Linked DNA regions of Homo sapiens: region 2 is linked to region 1. A link is a loop called in an ENCODE intact Hi-C map of the cell type or tissue named here. Cell type or tissue: CD4-positive, alpha-beta T cell. All regions are shown on one strand. Each heading gives the region's core, and the rest is flanking DNA. Links, peaks and the distances in the headings are about the cores only. Region 1 overlaps SLC8A2 (solute carrier family 8 member A2). Region 2 holds the start of NOP53 (NOP53 ribosome biogenesis factor).

Region 1 (8,323 bases), core at 12-8,011:
CCAATGAGGGCGGTGAGCAGGCCGATGACCAGGATGGAGACACCAAAGCAGGCCCAGCCGTGGCAGTACTCGGTGGGGGGCACACAGGCGAAGAGCACCTTCCAGAACACCGTCAGGAAGTGCATCACGTAGTCAAAGCACGACGGCAGCCGCTCCTCCCGGGACCCGTCCTCCTCCTCCTCCTCGTCCCCTGTGGGCACACGACCCAGCTGGGGCATACACTCAGACTTCCTTCCTTGCCTACAGAGGCCCCATTTTGTCTAACTTCCTGACAGCAAGTCCCATTGAATGAACTTCTTTCCCAGAATCCCTTGCACCTACCTGTGGCCAAGTCAACTGCTAAAAACAGTTACTTTCCCAGAATCCCTTGAAGCTAGGAGCTTGATTGGGCCCAGGTGAAAAATATTTACTTTCCCAGAATCCTTTGGATCTAAATATGGCTAAGTCAGCAGTAAAAACAGTTACTTCCATAGAATCCCTTGGAGCTAGGGGCATGACTGAGTCCAGGTAAAAAAATTTTACTTTCCCAGAATCCCTTGCACCTAAGTGTGGCCATGTCAGCAGCTAAAAACAGTTACTTTCCCTGCATCCTTTGAAGCTAGGAGTGTGAATGGGCCCAGGTGACAAATATTTATTTTCCCAGAATCCCTTGCACCTAAATGTGGCCAAGTCAGCAGCTAAAACCCATTACTTTCCCAGAATCCCTTGAAGCTAGGAGCATGAATGGACCCAGGTGAAAAATATTTAGTTTCCCGGAACTGCTTGCACCTAAATGTGGCCAAGTCAATGCTAAAAACAGTTACTTTCCCAGAATCCCTTGAAGCTAGAGGAAGCCACATCTGCCCAGCTAAAAACATCCAGTTCCCCAAGACCGTTTGCTGCCAGGGACAGCCATACCCCTAGCTAAAATTATTCATTTTCCCAGAAGCCTTCACAGCTGCTGAAAGCCAGTCCACAGCTAGAAGTATTCACTTCCTCAGATTCACTGCAGCTAACCAGAGCCACAGTCTCCACTAAATGTACTCACTTTCCCAGAATCCCTTGCAGCTAGAGGGCTATATACCCAGCCAAAATTAATCACTTTCCTAGAATCCCTTGAGACTAGCAACAGCTATGGCCTCAGATAAAAATATGGTATTCACTTTCCCAGAATCCCTTGCAGTTGGCAGTTGCCATGTCCCTGGCTAAATACTTGTTTTGCCAGAATTCCTCCTGTGAGTGACTATCTGACCCAGTCTGCCAATGAGATATAAACAGAGGGTTTCTGGAAAGCCCTGGCTTTCCTGATGTGGGCATTGGGTTACAGATGTGTTTTCTGAGCTTTGTAAATGATGCCTCATGCTTAGAGCTGTATCACCTATTGTGACCTAATTTGACCAGCTTTTGACCTGCAGTGACTTTTTTTTTTTTTTGAGACAGAGCCTCCCTCCGTTACCAAGGCAGTAGTGTGATCTCAGCTTACTGTAACCTCCGCCTCCTGAGTTCGAGTGATTCTCATGCCTCAGTCTACTGAGTAGCTGGAATCACAGGTGTGCACCACCCCACCTGGCTGATTTTTTTGTATTTTTACTAGAGATGGGATTTCGCCATGTTGGCCAGGCTGGTCTTAAACTCCTGGCCTCAACTGATCTGCCCTCCTAGGCCTCCCAAAGTTTTGGGATTACAGGTGTCGGCCACCGTGCCCAGCCGACCTGCAGTGGCTTTTATAACCTGAAAGCCCTAAGGCAGTGTTTTGTTTACCTCACCCTAAGCTGATTAGTATAAAGCAATGAATGAGAATCAATGAGCACACTTGTGTGTGGCACGCATTACATCTGGAAGGATGCTCATGAGAACGAACGTAGCTCCTGACCAGTCACTGCTGAACGCATCCCTAACTGATGTAAGACATGGCTGAGGTCAGAGCAGGGAGGCCACGCTCTTTGGGAGAGAGGTGGCTGCTATTACCGCATCACTATGTCAGTTGAGGCTTCTGCCTGCCCTGCTTCAAATCCTTCCTTGGTTCTTGTACTACCTTCAAACCCAGGCCCACATGCCTAGGCTTGGCATTCTGCGGACTCTGGCCTCAGCTGACTTCCCCAGCTGCTCCCCTCTACAGGGAGGCTCGTGGTTATGCCTGTCACTCTGAAGTCACCTCTCTGGTGTCCAACCCTGGATCCACTGTGTGATCCTGAATCAGTGTCCTCACCTCTCTGGGCTTCTGGGTGCCTATCTGTGATAAATAATTGGACCTGCTTCATGGGAAACTTGTGATGACAGAATGAGTTGGTTCATGTAAAGTGCTGTCAACGGTCTCGGACACCTCCAGCGTTATTACTGTTGTTTCGATTGTTATGATTGAAGGCCTTTTTTGGTGCCTGGGGGAAATTCAAAGATGCTCCATGCCAAGTCCAGCCCACAAGGAGCTTACAGTAGGAAGGGAGGTAAAGGAAGTACAAAAGCTCTGCGACAAGATGGGACCCGACTCATCTCCTAAGGGAGTGAGGACTACCCTTCTCCCTCACCCCTCCAGCAGCTCTGTGCTCGCACAGCAAAGAACCAAAAGGCACGTGCTGAACAAAGTGCAAAGTGACCAAGCTCTGATCCAGACACTGAGGATACATTAATTAAAATGAGTTCACACAGGAAATAAATTTCCAACCATGCCTGGCACTCAAGACACGATAGGGTCAGCTGGGCACAGTAGCTTACACCTGTAATCCCAGCACTTTGGGAGGCGGATGTGGGCAGATCACTTGAGGTCAGGAGTTCAAGACCAGTCCGGCCAACATGGTGAAATCCCATCTCTACTAAAAATACAAAACTTAGCCAGACATGGTGGTGGGTGCCTGTAATCCCAGCTACTCAGGAGGCTGAGTCAGGAGGATCGCTTGAACCCAGGAGGAGGAGGCTGAGGAGGCTGCAGTGAGCCGAGATCACACCACTACACTCCAGCCTGGATGACAGAGACTACATATCTCAAAAAAAAAAGACATGATAGGGTCACCGTTGTCATAATCAGGATTATTATTACAGTTATTATTATTGTTATGTTGTTATTCTTCCTCCACCCCGATCTAATCACCTGATCTAACCACCTGGTTTCTATAAACCCACAGCACGATGTACGCTGGGTCTCTACGACCGCCACCTCCCACCTCGTTTCAGTTCCGCCTCATCCTCCGTCTCCACTAAGTCCCCAGAGGAAGGAAATGCTCCGAAGCTCAAAGAGCCCCTTGCCATCTCCCCGTTGTTCGTGGAATGAACCTCAAAGGAGCCTCTGCAGGGCCCGTCTCCTGCTAGTTTCTTTTCTTCGTTTTTTTTTTTTTTTTTAGACGGAGTTTCGCTTTGTTGCCCAGGCTGGAGTGCAATGGTGCTATCTCGGCTCACCGCAACCTCTGCCTCCCAGGTTCAAGCGATTCTCCTGCCTCAGCCTCCTGAGTACCTAGGATTACAGGCGCAGGCCACCATGCCCGGCTAATTTTGTATTTTTAGTAGAGACGGGGTTTCTCCATGTTGGTCAGGCTGGTCTCGAACTCCTGACCTCAGGTGATCCACCTGCCTCGGCCTCCCAAAGTGCTAGGATTACAGGCGTGAGCCACCGCACCCAGCCTCTACTGCTAGTTTCTACAGCCTCTACCCACACCCTCTCCACTTTCCTCCCACAAGCTCTCTCTAGCCCCAGGGGCTTCCCCCATTCAAAACCCTCCATGGCTCCCCAGTGTGTTCAAATGCCACCCAAGCTCCCTACTGTGGTCCACAAGGAGCAGTGTAGAAATGTGCCGATTTCCAGCCTCATCCTGGTACCTCTTCCTCCCGCCCAACACCAGGCACCCACCCAAAAAATGTGCCATAATCTCGCACACTCCAGGGCTTCTGTGCTTGGCTCTCCCTCTGCCTGAAACACTCTCCCTGTCTTCTCCCTCCTCCTGGCTGACATCTTTACCCATTTGAAGACTCAGCTGGGAAGCCACCCCCTCCAGGAAGCCCTCCCTGACTTTCAGGCTGGGTTAGGAACCGCATCAGGGCTTTCCTCCGGGTCTCCCATCCCAGCCCTGCCTACTCTGGGTTGTCTGTGTCTTGTGACATGTCTGTCTCCTGCACTGGGCTGTAAGCTCCATGACAGGGCCAGAAATCACTTCTGTGTCCCTGGCAATGTCTCACATAGGGTCGGGCCCAGAAGATCCCTCAGAAGTATGTCAGAAGAATGTGGCTTCAGAGGGAGATGCCACTTTGTTTCTACTGGGCAAACAGTCTGGTGTTTCTAGGACTGCTGCCTTGTATTTTCCCATCCCCTTAAGCCTGGTTTCTTTGGATCCTGCTCGCCCAGTTTCTTTGCAACCACAATTCCATGTACGCCTTCAGTCCCCAAGAGCTGGGGCCTTAACCCTGATGTTATGTAAGAGATTGAAGCCCTGAGCTCCGACCTCGGGCCTTTTCTGGACTCCCTGTGGGACTTCAGGCCACTCCCTCCTCTGTCTCTGAGCCTCAGTCTCCCCAGTCCATATCACAAAGGGCCAGTGTTGGCTTCCAAGACCGTCAGTGGGTACAAGTGTCGTAGTGTCTCTAGCCACAAGGGGGCAGTGTGGGCCTGTCTGAGGCCAAGGAGGGTGGTGACCCGCGCAGGTAGGAAAGAGCTCGGTGCCCTGGTGACTGTCTCCAGGGCAACGGAGGAACCCAGGCTCTCTCTGGGGTGGCCACACCATTTAATCTGTTCCCACCCTCCTGATGCCTGATGCTGGGAGAAAGCCCAGGCTGGGAACCCTCCCGGTTCAGCCCAGAGCCAAACACAAACCCTCCCAGCCGCTCCAGCCACCACCTCTCCCTTCTCTGCCCTTTCTGTATCCTCATCTACCTGCCTCTCCCTCTCCCCGGCCCATTTCAGTTTGCACCGTTCATTCTGTCTCATGTCTTCTCCATGTCTCTCTGATTCTCCCTGTGTATTTCTGTGTGTCTCTCTCTCCTGCTTGTATTTTTTTTAGAGACAGCGTCTTGCTCTGTTGCCCAGGCTGGAGTGCAGAGGCACGATCATGGCTCATTGCAGCCTCAAACTCCTGGCCTCAAGCAATCCTCCCGCCTCACCCTCCCAAAGCGCCAGGATTCCAGGCATGAGCCACCGCGCCCGGCCTGTTTATCTTTGTGCCTGTCTCTCCATTCATTTCTCCCCCTTTCCCTGTGTCTCTGTCTCTCCATCTTTCTCTCTTCTCTCTCCTCCCTCCCCACTTACCTGCGCTCACCGTAATTGCCTCTAAAAACTGCTCCCTCCATGAATGGGTCCCAATTACCAAGGCCAAGTTCGTTTTCTTGATGAGTTTATCCACCGTGTTCTGGGGATGAGAGGGTGGGGGAGAGGTCACTGCCCCTGAGCGAACCAGGGAAGCTCCATGTTGGGTCCTGGGTCGGGGGCTCACAGCCTGTGCCCAGGGGTCCTCAACTTTCCACACCCCCGTTCTGAAGGCAAGCAAGGAAAAGGGAGGCATGTGCTGTCCGTGGTCCTGACGTGGGACCCTTCTTTGGCTTGATCTTAGGAACCTTGTGGCTCCCCGCTTTCCGGACCCTCCCCAAGGAAATGAACCAGGCTGGACTCCAGGAAGGTGAGGCCCCGGAAAATCACCTTAAAATCATATGACTCCTCGATGATGACCTCCAGCCGGCAGTTCTCCCCAAGAACTGGCTTGCCCATCTCTGCTATCCTCCGAGCCTCCTCCTCCTCGGCTGTTAGCTTCCTGTCCCCATCCCCTGCAGCATGAGGGGTGGGGGTTAGACTCCTGGGAGACCTACCTAATTGGGCCTGTGACGCCTTTACTACCTGTCCCCATAGTTAGAGAAAGCCTATCTGTTCTCCTCTGGGAAGCTCCTTGGTGACTCCTCCCAGCCTCCCACCTGACCACCGTCTCCTTCAACCCTGAGGTCCAGCTCCCAAGGGTTGGTTCATGATCTTTAGTTGGTGGGCTCTGGGGTTCGTATGGTGGAGGCTGTGAGACTTTAGGCAATACCTGAGCCTCTCTGTGCCTTAGTTTTCATAACTGTTAAACGGGCACAATAATTAGTACCTACCTCATGGGGTGGTTGTGAGACTTAAATGAGTTAATTCGTGTGAAGTGCTTAGAACAGTGCCTGGCACACAATAAATATTCAATACATGTTACTATCTTTATTATTATCACCAACATTATCATCATCGTTGCCACCCTGATAGGGGAGGCCTGGTCTCTACATCCAGTTTCTGGAAACATCCTAGAGTGTGGCTGACATGGTAAGGAAAGGGGAGGACATCCGATTTTGGCACAAATCTTGGAACCAGACCCACCTACATCCTGGTCCTGAGCTCGCTTCTCTCCCCAAAGTATGCTGACCCCTGACTCCAAGCCCAGCAGCAGCCCAACCCTAATTCTGGTCCCTAACTCTGAGCTGGACTCTCACTGTGGCCCCAAATGGAAGCCTGTCATCAACACTGACTCCAAACCCCAACCCTCAGCCCTGGATCTGACCTCAGCACAACCCTAGCCCTAAACCCTAATCCCGACTCTAACATTCACCATAACCTGGAGCATCAATAACCCCAAGCCAAATCCCACACTCTATCTCCAGATCTAACTCCAGTCCTACACCTGACCTCAAACCTCAGTCCCAACTCCCAACTCTGACACCATCACTCATGAGGAGCTTGACCACACGGCAGAAGCTGAAGTGTGTTCACCTGAACCTGTTTCCTCTCCTTCCTGGGCAAAGAGCTGAACTACATTTCCCAGCCTCCCTTGCAGCTGGGCGTGGCCACGGCCTGAGTTATGGACACTAGAATGTGGGCAGAAGTGATGGTCAGTCCCTCCAGGCTTAGCCCCCGAAAACCTCCCATGTGAGCCTCGAAACTCTCTTGCCCTGTTCACCAGCAGCAAACCCAGCCACAATGCCAAAGCTCCCTGGCACAGTGGAGTCACAAGATGGAATGGCCACATGGCAGAAGAAAGCCACCCACCAACTAGGAACACTCTCGTAAAACTTTGCCTGAGAGGCCAGGTACAGTGGCTCATGTCTGTAATCCCAGCACTTTAGGAGGCCAAGGCAGGTGGATCACCTGAGGTCAGGAGTTCGAGACCAGCCTGGCCAACATGGTGAAACCCCATCTCTACTAAAAAATACAAAAAAAATTAGCTAGGTGTGGTGGCAGGTGCCTGTAATCCCAGCTACTCGGGAGGCTGAGGCAGGAGAATCTCTTGAACCCCGGGGGGTGGAGGTTGCCATGAGCCGAGATCGCACCATTGCACTCTAGCTTGGGCAACGAGAGCAAAACTCCGTCTCACAAAGACAAACAAAGAAACAAAAAACAACTTTGCCTGAGCAAGAAATAACTTTTTTTCTCTCTTCTCCCTCCTTCCTTCCTTTCTTCCTTCCTTCCTTCCTTCCTTCCTCCCCTCCCTCCCTCTCTCTCTCTCTTTCTTACTTTTCTGAGATGGAGTCTCGCTCTGTCACCCAGGCTGGAGTGCAGTGGCACGATCTCGGCTCACTGCAACCTCCACTTTCCAGGATCAAGTGATTCTCCTGCCTTAGGCTCCTGAGTAGGTGGGATCACAGGTGCCCACCACCATGCCCGGCTAATTTTTGTATTTTTAGTAGAGACAGGGTTTCACCATGTTGGTTAGGCTGGTCTTGAACTCCTGACCTTAAGTGATCCGCCCGCCTGGGCCTCTCAAAGTGCTGGGATTACAGACATGAGGCATTGTGCCCAGTAAAGAAATAACTTTTATTGTGTTAAGCCCCTGTGACTTGTCGGTCAGTTTGTTATAGCAGCTTGTATTGCTTCCTCCAACGAATACAATCTTTAATCTAACTCTAATCCTAACCACGGATCCCAATTCTGATCTTGACTCCAAAATGACTTTGTCCATCTCCAAGCCACTGACCTTAGCCCTAACTCTTACTCCAATCTCTGACCTTGGCCCCAATTCTAACCTAAATTCCTCAAACTCTATTACTCACCTCAAAGTCCAACTTTAGCTTTGACCTAAATCTGACTCTAATTCTAATCTGATCCCACCAGCAGGAAAGCACCTCCACTGTGACTCTCACCTTAACATGGTCCTAACCCCGATCTCCAATCCAAACCCCACCTCACTCCTAATCAACCCCAAACTGGATTCTCTCTGACCTCACTCTCACAAACCCAGATCTGATTGTATGACTTACAACCCTGATTACAGACATAATCTTTTGAGATGGAGTCTTGCTCTGTTGCCCAGGCTGGAGTGCAGTGGCACCATCTTGGCTCATTGCAACCTCTGCCTCCCGGGTTCAAGCGATTCTCCTGCCTCAGCCTCCCAAGCAGCTGGGATTCCAGATGCCTGTC
Region 2 (8,323 bases), core at 324-8,323, 310 kb after region 1:
TGCCAGGGAATCCAGGTTGCAACCTAGGATCCCCAACCCTTCAGAGTCGTGATCAGCTGGCCTCTCTGCCTTGGCTCAGGAAATTCACATAGGGCTGTGAAAGGAATCCATTTTCGCAGAGACTGTCCTGGTGCAGTCTGGGCCACTTAGAGTAGCCCGTGTGAGAAGCAGTGTGACGCCAAGTCCACCCCTACACCCCAAAGTGACTTCTTCGGTGGGGAGGGGGTGGTCCCAGGAACCCCTGATGATCTGATCATCTCAAATCTCACCTCCAAATTTGGCAGCCAGCCACTCAGTCCTTTCTGTGTGGTGTGGTAGCACTGTGACAGGAATTAAGCTTTCTTAACTTTCTTTTTTCTCTCCCCCCCTGCACACTTTTTTGTTTTGAGACAGGGTCTTGCTCTGTCACCCAGGCTGGAGTACAGTGTGGTGCTATCTTCGCTCACTGCAACCTCTGTCTCCTGGGGTTCAAGAGATTCTGTCTCAGCCTCCCAAAGTAGTTGGGACTGCAGGCGTGCACCACCACACCTGGCTAATTTTTAATTTTTTTTTTTTTTTTTTTTTTTTTTTAAGAAATAGGGTTTTGAGGCCAGGTGCAGTGGCTCATGCCTGTAATCCCAGCACTTTGGGAGGCCGAGGTGGGCAGATTGCCTGAGGTCAGGAGTTCGAGACCAGCCTGGCCAACATGGCGAAACCCCATCTCTACTAAAAATATGAAAATCAGCTGGGCATGGTGGTAGGCGCCTGTAATCCCAGCTACTTGGGAGTCTGAGCCAGGAGAATCGCTTGAACCCATGAGACGGAGGTTGCGGTGAGCTGAGATCGCGCCATTGCACTCCAGCCTGGGTGACAGAGCGAAACTCGTCAAAAAAAAAAAAAAAAAAAGGAAAGAAAAGAAAAGAAATAGGGTTTTGCCATGTTGTCCAGGCTGGTCTTGCACTCCTGGGCTCAAGTGATTCTCCCACCTCAGCCTCCCAAAGTGCTGGGATTACAAGTGTGAGCCACCCAAGCCTGCTGAGTTTTTTTTTTTTTAACTTTTAATGTTGTACGTGCTGGCTGGGCAGCTGGAGTTGGGTAGAGGGCGGTTAGGGTTCTAGGCTGGTGTGGATGCTCTGAGAAAGCTATACTTGATGCGAAAATATTGAAATCCTTCTCTGCTAGCTGGCAAAGGGCCGCTGCTCTCACTCATCAGAGGGGCCCCAGCCTCCCCACCCTCCAGTAATTCTGGGGCACAGGAGAAAGCCTCTGGGACCTTGTTGCCCAAGTATCTTCTCATTGGTGGGTGCCCGAGCGGAACAGGTTGTTCAGATGTTCAAATACTTCTGCATGTGTCAGTAAAGAGCTGCCACTCTGGCTGGGTACAGTGGCTCACACCTGCAATCCCAGCACTTTAGGAGGTTGCGGTGGGAGGATGGCTTGAGCTCAGGAGTTCGAGACCAGCCTGGGCAACATAGCAAGACTTGGTCTCTACAAAAAATTTTTAAAACTAGTTGGGCGTAGTGGCGCACACCTATAGTCCCAGCGAATTGCGGGGGCTGAGGAGGGAGGATCACAAAAATTTAGCTGGGTGGGTGGTGTGTGCCTGTGGTCCCAGCTACTTGGGAGACTGAGGCCAGAGGATCGTTTGAGGCTGGGAGTTGGAAGCTGCAGTGAGCTATGTTGGCACCACTGCACTCTAGCCTAAGTGACAGAGCGAGACCCTGTCAAAAAAAAACAAAACAAAACAAAACAAAAATGGCTGGGCGCGGTGGCTCATGCCTGTAATCCCAGCATTGGGAGGCTGAGGCGGGCGAATCATGAGGTCAGGAGTTCGAGACCAGCCTGGCCAACATGGTGAAACGCTGTCTCTATTAAAATTACAAAAATTAGCTGGGCATGGTGGCGCATGCCTGTAATCCCAGCTACTTGGGAGGCTGAGGCAGGAGAATCGCTTGAAACCGGAAGGCGGACGTTGCAGTGAGCCGAGATTGTGCCATTTGCACTCCAGCCTGGGCAACAAGAGCAAGACTCTGTCTCAAAACAAACAACAGTAAAAAAACCCCACAACAGCTACCCCCGAGCTTCTCCAGTGTCCTGATACCACCTTGCAGCCTGAGGGCCTCAGGGATGGCGCCGCTTGAATTCTGGGTGCCCCTGTCCCCCACCACAGGAGCTGCTGATGGCGCACGACTTCACCAAGTTTCACTCGCTGAAGCCGAAGCTGCTAGAGGCACTGGACGAGATGCTGACGCACGACATCGCCAAGCTCATGCCCCTGCTGCGGCAGGAGGAGCTGGAGAGCACCGAGGTGGGCGTGCAGGGGGGCGCTTTTGAGGGCACCCACATGGGCCCGTTTGTGGAGCGGGGACCTGACGAGGCCATGGAGGACGGCGAGGAGGGCTCGGACGACGAGGCCGAGTGGGTGGTGACCAAGGACAAGTCCAAATACGACGAGATCTTCTACAACCTGGCGCCTGCCGACGGCAAGCTGAGCGGCTCCAAGGCCAAGACCTGGATGGTGGGGACCAAGCTCCCCAACTCAGTGCTGGGGCGCATCTGGAAGCTCAGCGATGTGGACCGCGACGGCATGCTGGATGATGAGGAGTTCGCGCTGGCCAGCCACCTCATCGAGGCCAAGCTGGAAGGCCACGGGCTGCCCGCCAACCTGCCCCGTCGCCTGGTGCCACCCTCCAAGCGACGCCACAAGGGCTCCGCCGAGTGAGCCGGCCCCCCTCCCATGGCCCTGCTGTGGCTCCCCAGCTCCAGTCGGCTGCACGCACACCCCTGCTCCGGCTCACACACGCCCTGCCTGCCCTCCCTGCCCAGCTGTAAGGACCGGGGGTCTCCCTCCTCACTACCGCCAGACACCCCGGTGGAAGCATTTAGAGGGGACCACGGGAGGGACAAGGCTTCTCTGTCCGCCCTTCACACCTCCAGCCTCACGTTCACTTAGGCACATCACACACACACTGGCACACGCAGGCATCCATCCATCCGTCATTCATTCAAATATTTATTGAGCACCTACTATGTGCCCAGCCCTGTTCTAGGCACTGGGCATTACCATAGAGAACAAAATAGACAAATACATCTGCCCTCATGGAAGGTGACGTTCCCAGGAGAGGGCACCTACACAGTCACGCAAACACACACTAATTCCTGGCAGGGCCCCCAGCCCCTCCCCTGGCTGAGCAGCCCTGTGGCTGAAATGACTAGCAGATAAACAGACCCCCTTCTGCTCCGCTTCCTCCTGCCCAGCCAGGCAACACCCTCAACCGGCTCCATCACATCCTCAGGTCTCGGGACCATGGGGGGCTCAGAGGGGAGACACACCTACTGCTTCCTCAGATGGGCCCCTCCGCAGCCCCTTCCCTTGCTCGGGGAAAGCCCCCAATTCTGCCCACACCCATTTATTTCCTTCCTTCCTTCCTTCTTTTCTTTCCTTCCTTCCTTCTTTTTTGTTTTTGCCCCCAATTCTGCCCATACCCATTTCTTTCTTTCCTTCCTTCCTTCTTTTTTGTTTTTGCCCCCAGTTCTGTCCACACCCCTTCCCTTTCCTGTCCTGTCCTTTCTTTCTTTTTTGATAGAATCTTGCTCTGTCGCCCAGGCTGGAGTGCAGTGGTGAGATCTCAGCTCACTGCAACCTCCACCTCCTGGGTTGAAGTGATTCTCGTGCCTCAGCCTCCTGAGTAGCTGGGACTGCAGGCACGCGCCACCACGCCCAGCTAATTTTTGTATTTGAGTAGAGACGGGGTTTCACCATGTTGGCCAGGCTGGTCTCGAACTCCGCATCTCAGGTGATCTGCTCGCCTTGGCCTCCCAAAGTGATGGGATTACAGGCATGAGCCACCGTGCCCGGCTTCACACCCATTTCTTTAAAAAGGATCCCGTAGCAGGCAGAAAAGCCCCTTCCATCCTGCTCCTCTGATACTGTGCCCCCTTGGAGATATTTCCGTCCTCCACCCACGTGTCTGTGGCTGGAACTGCCCAGCCTGCTCCTGGCCCCCTGGAAGCCTCCCCACAGCTGGTAATCTGGACTTAAGGATTGCTGGGCCACCGCCTCTCTGCCTACCACCATTCCATATTTAAGTGGAGCCCCTACGTAGAAAGGCCCCGGGGCTTTATTTTAGTCTCCTTTTCAGGGATGTCGTGGGCGGGGGAGGGGGTTCTTGGTGCTACAGCCCTCTCCCCACCCCTAAAGGGACGCCGACGCTGTTTGCTGCCTTCACCACATATTAGTGCTTGACCCTGGCAGGGGACCCCATGGAAAAGATGGGGAAGAGCAAAATACATGGAGACGACGCACCCTCCAGGATGCTCGCTGGGATTCCCACGCCCACCACTGTCCCCCACCCCATGGCTGGGAGGGGCCTCTGAACGGAACAGTGTCCCCACAGAGCGAATAAAGCCAAGGCTTCTTCCCATGTGGCAGTGAGGCTGGCTTGGGACAGGGATCGCCCGCCCTCCCCCAGGGAAAGAGAGACCTGGGCAGGATTTGGGGTGGGGGGAGGCCCCCTTCCGTGCTCTCAGGGGCGGGGTGGAGTCCGTGACTCAATGCAGCGAGGCCTGGTGACTCAGGCCTGGGCTGGGGGCCAGAACGGCATATTTTCCGAGGAAAAGTGACTCTGGGGCCCTCCCCCCGGGACATCCCTTCCTCCCACCTCCCGCGGCGGGGGCCTGGGAACCAAGCCCTGGGGCGCGCGCGGGGTGTGTGTGTGTGTGTGTGTGTGTGTGTGTGTGTGTGTGTATTCGGGCACGAAGTGCTCTCCCAGCTCCCGCCCTGCCCGGCAACGTGCCCTTGCACAACCTGGGTACATAACTCCCGACGCGTAACACCAGGAACACGCTGGTTTCTGGTTGGGGAAGTGGTGACCTTGCCCACACGGGCTGCCAGGAGTGTGCGCGCGCTCACGCACCGGGGACTCTTGGCCAGAGCTGGGCAGCGCACCGTGCGCGCCGAGTCCCGCGCACTCACATCCAGGCCACACCCACGGCGTCCCGGGACACGCTGGCCGCGCACTCATCCCGCCCACGCGGGCCCAGTTTCGCGGCTCGCGGCGCCCCCTGGCGGACGCTCAGAAAACAGATAGGCTGTGGTCGCCAAAATCCCTGCCCAGGTGATTCGGCGCTCAGGTCTCGGGGCTGCGATCCAGGGCCTGTCACCTTTAGGGCCTGTCACCTTTCCAACGCTCTGCGCAAGGATCCAGTTGAATTTCGCTGTGTGACCATGCGTGTGTCGCCTGCCCTCTCTGTGCCTTTTTCCTTTATGAGTCCAGAGTGGCTTTTATGAGGCCTGGATTCCTTTGATTTGATTGTTTTGTTTTTGAGACAGGGTCTTGCTCTGTCACCCAGGCTGGAGTGCAATGGTGCAATCACGGCTCACTGCACCCTCCAACTCCTGGGCTCAAGCGATCCTCCCACCTCAGCCTCCCGAGTACCTGGGACTACAGGCGCACACCATCACGCCTGGCTAATTTTTAAATTTTTGGCAGACACAGGATCTCACTATGTTGCCCAGGCTGGTCTTGAATTCCTGGGCTCAAGCGATCCTCCTGCATCGGCCTCCCAAAGTGCTGGGATTAGAGGCGTGAATCACCACGCCCTGCCATGGATCCCTTTGAATGGCTGCCAGGGCCCAAGAGCCTCTGAGCTTCCTTCCTTATTTGTAAATGACAAAGATGAGTTGATTCTAAGATGAAGCCTCAGAGGGCAAGGCAGTAACAATAGCTAACACTCAGATGCCAGACGCAGCCTTAAGCGCTTTACATATGTTTAATCTTCTGCATGACTTATGACGCAGATGTACTGTTATCATCTTTATTTTACAGATGAGGAAACTGAGGCACAGTGAAGTAGCCCGCTCAAGATGAATGATTCTGAGTCTGCACTTCTAGGGTCCTAAAAGTGTATGTTTCTAACATTCCTCTAATGTTCTGTGCTTCCAACTTTGATATTCCGAAAGTTACTTGATTTCTAAGATCCTAGGATTGGAACATTTGAGAGGACAAAACTTCTGAGATTGGAATGTGTGTTGTGCGGAATCTGCCACTGACGGTTCTGACTTTCTAAGAAAACGAGATTAAAAAATAATCAGGCCGAGCATGGTGGCTCACATCTGTAATCCTAGCATTTTCGGAGGCTGAGGAGGGAGAATCACTTGAGCCCAGGGGTTCAAGACCAGCCTGGACAACATAGTGAGACCTTTGTCTCTTAAAAAAAAACACACACACATCAGTTTGGACCGGGAGTGGTGGTGTGAGCCTGTAATCCCAGCGCTTTGGGAGGCCTAGGAAGGAGGATCACTTGAAACCAGATGTTTGAGACCAGCCTGGGCAACATGGGGAGGCTCCATTTCTACAAAAAATAAAAATAAAAAATTAGCCAGGTGCGGATGCACCCTTCTGTGGTCGCAGCTACTCGGGAGGCTGAGGTAGGAGAATCCCTGAGCTTAGGAGTTGGAGGCTGCAGTGAGCCATTACCCTTCCACTGCACTCCAGCCTGGGGGCAACAAAGTGAGACCTTATCTATTAAAGAAAAAAATCAGTTTGAGCAAAGACCCCAGGCGGCCGGGAAAGGTGTTCGCTTAAGGGCGAAAGCTAAGAACCTGCAACCTTCCCGTCTCTTTCCTACCACCCGCCGCCGTTAGGAATCTTCAGATCCCGCTGTAAAGAATGGAGGAAGGAGGAGCCATTTATCCTTTACCAAGATGGCAGCCTCCTGGCAACTCCAGTCACTTTATAAATATGGCTGCCACAGGAAGTACGTCACGGAAGAGGGTGGGAAATCTGCGCGCGCACGCTGCAAAGGGGCTTTTTGGGACGCCAGTGGCTGAGTTCTTCCTTTGACAAGATGGCGGCAGGAGGCAGTGGCGTTGGTGGGAAGCGCAGCTCGAAAAGCGATGCCGATTCTGGTTTCCTGGGGCTGCGGCCCACTTCGGTGGACCCAGCGCTGAGGCGGCGGCGGCGAGGCCCAAGAAATAAGAAGCGGGGCTGGCGGCGGCTTGCTCAGGAGCCGCTGGGGCTGGAGGTTGACCAGTTCCTGGAAGACGTGCGGCTACAGGAGCGCACGAGCGGGTACGTTGGGCGGGACTTCCGGGAGGTGGGACGGTTCCTGCGCCCAGGTGCAAGGCCAGGCGTGCTTGCGTGGACTCGTCGGGGGTCGGGGGTCGGGGGTCGGGGGTTGGGGGCTCCTGTCCCGGGGACCGCCGAGGAAATGGAGAGCATGGGCAGGGGACTCAGCATGGGAAGCTGGAGAGCTTGATAGAGTTACCAGATTTAGCAGATAAATATACAGGACGCTCAATTAAATTTGGATTTTAGGTAAACAATGAATAATTTTTAGCATAAATACGTTCCATGCATCCACCTTAGCTTGCTGTTTTCTAAATATGTGTGTGTGTGTATGTATATATGTGTGTGTATATATATGTGTATATGTGTGTATATATATATGTGTATATGTGTGTGTGTATATATATGTATATATATATGTTTTTCAGACGGAGTCTCGCTCTATCGCCCAGGCTGGAGTAGGCGCGATCTCAGCTCACCGCAACCTCCGCCTCCCAGGCTCAAGCGATTCTCCTGCCTCAGCTCCTTAGTAGCTGGGATTACAGGCGGGCGCCACCACGCTCGGCTATTTTTCTTTTCTTTTCTTTTTTCTTTTTTTTTTGAGACGGAGTCTTTCTCTGTAGTCCAGGCTGGAGTGCAATGGCACGATCTCGGCTCACTGCAACCTCTGCCTCCTGGGTTCAAGTGATTCTCCTGCTTCAGCCTCCCAAGTAGCTGGGATTACAGGCATGCACCACCACGTCCGGCTAATTTTTGTATTTTTAGTAGAGACAGGGTTTTGCCATGTTACAGGCCAGGCTGGTCTTGAACTCCTGACCTTAGGTGATCCACCCGCCCCGGCCCCCTAAGGTGCTAAGATTACAGGTGTGAGCCACCACACCCAGCCTAATTTTTGTATTTTTAGTAAAGGCAGGGTTTCACCATGTTGGCCAGGCTGCTCTTGAACTCCTGACCTCAGGTGAGCCACCCGCCTGGGCCTCCCAAAGTGCTGGGATTACAGGCGTGAGCCACTGCGCCTGGCAGTCCTTCCTAAATACTAAGTTCTGTAAACTGCTGGGCGAAGCCTTAGCCTGGAAGAGTCCGGTGGCGGGACTTGACTAAGCGGAAGATGAAGGCTGGACCTGCCAGGTTAAATCTCTTTCCTCTCCAACATCTCTGGCTGATGTTCTGCATTTCTGTCCCCCAGTGGCTTGTTGTCAGAGGCCCCAAATGAAAAACTCTTCTTCGTGGACACTGGCTCCAAGGAAAAAGGTGAGGAGAGGCTTTTGTGGTGT

Evidence for each region. Hi-C counts contacts between places; a loop is a spot of excess contacts. Peaks named below come from ENCODE experiments on the same cell type or tissue, not always from the same donor. Only the 100,000 strongest peaks of a DNase experiment are listed, where the experiment ranks them.
Region 2: it touches region 1 in a loop (9-fold over the local background); 9 of 110 quality-filtered maps call a loop at or near these places.

The regions. Positions count from the first base shown.
Region 1 is chr19:47,432,256-47,440,578 of GRCh38, forward strand. It overlaps SLC8A2 (solute carrier family 8 member A2), which reads right to left. Exons shown (of 10, transcript NM_015063.3): 7 at 5,594-5,718; 8 at 5,207-5,306; 9 at 1-190. Among named protein-coding and RNA genes, the nearest start is that of MEIS3, 17 kb to the left of the region's middle. RefSeq lists an enhancer at 4,339-4,840. In CD4-positive, alpha-beta T cell, for the core only: a CTCF peak has its summit at 4,532 (motif pointing right); DNase peaks (open chromatin) are centred at 3,176, 4,586 and 5,436; H3K4me3 peaks cover 390 bases; H3K27me3 peaks cover 1,192 bases.
Region 2 is chr19:47,738,732-47,747,054 of GRCh38, forward strand. EHD2 (EH domain containing 2) reads left to right here. Exons shown (of 6, transcript NM_014601.4): 6 at 2,150-4,403. The coding sequence ends at 2,701. NOP53 (NOP53 ribosome biogenesis factor) reads left to right here and starts at 6,815. Exons shown (of 13, transcript NM_015710.5): 1 at 6,815-7,052; 2 at 8,236-8,300. The coding sequence starts at 6,829. RefSeq lists a silencer at 5,024-5,133 and enhancers at 6,698-7,087, 7,508-8,008. In CD4-positive, alpha-beta T cell, for the core only: CTCF peaks have their summits at 5,066 (motif pointing left) and 5,273; DNase peaks (open chromatin) are centred at 4,550, 4,980, 6,770 and 7,060; H3K4me3 peaks cover 2,380 bases; H3K27ac peaks cover 438 bases.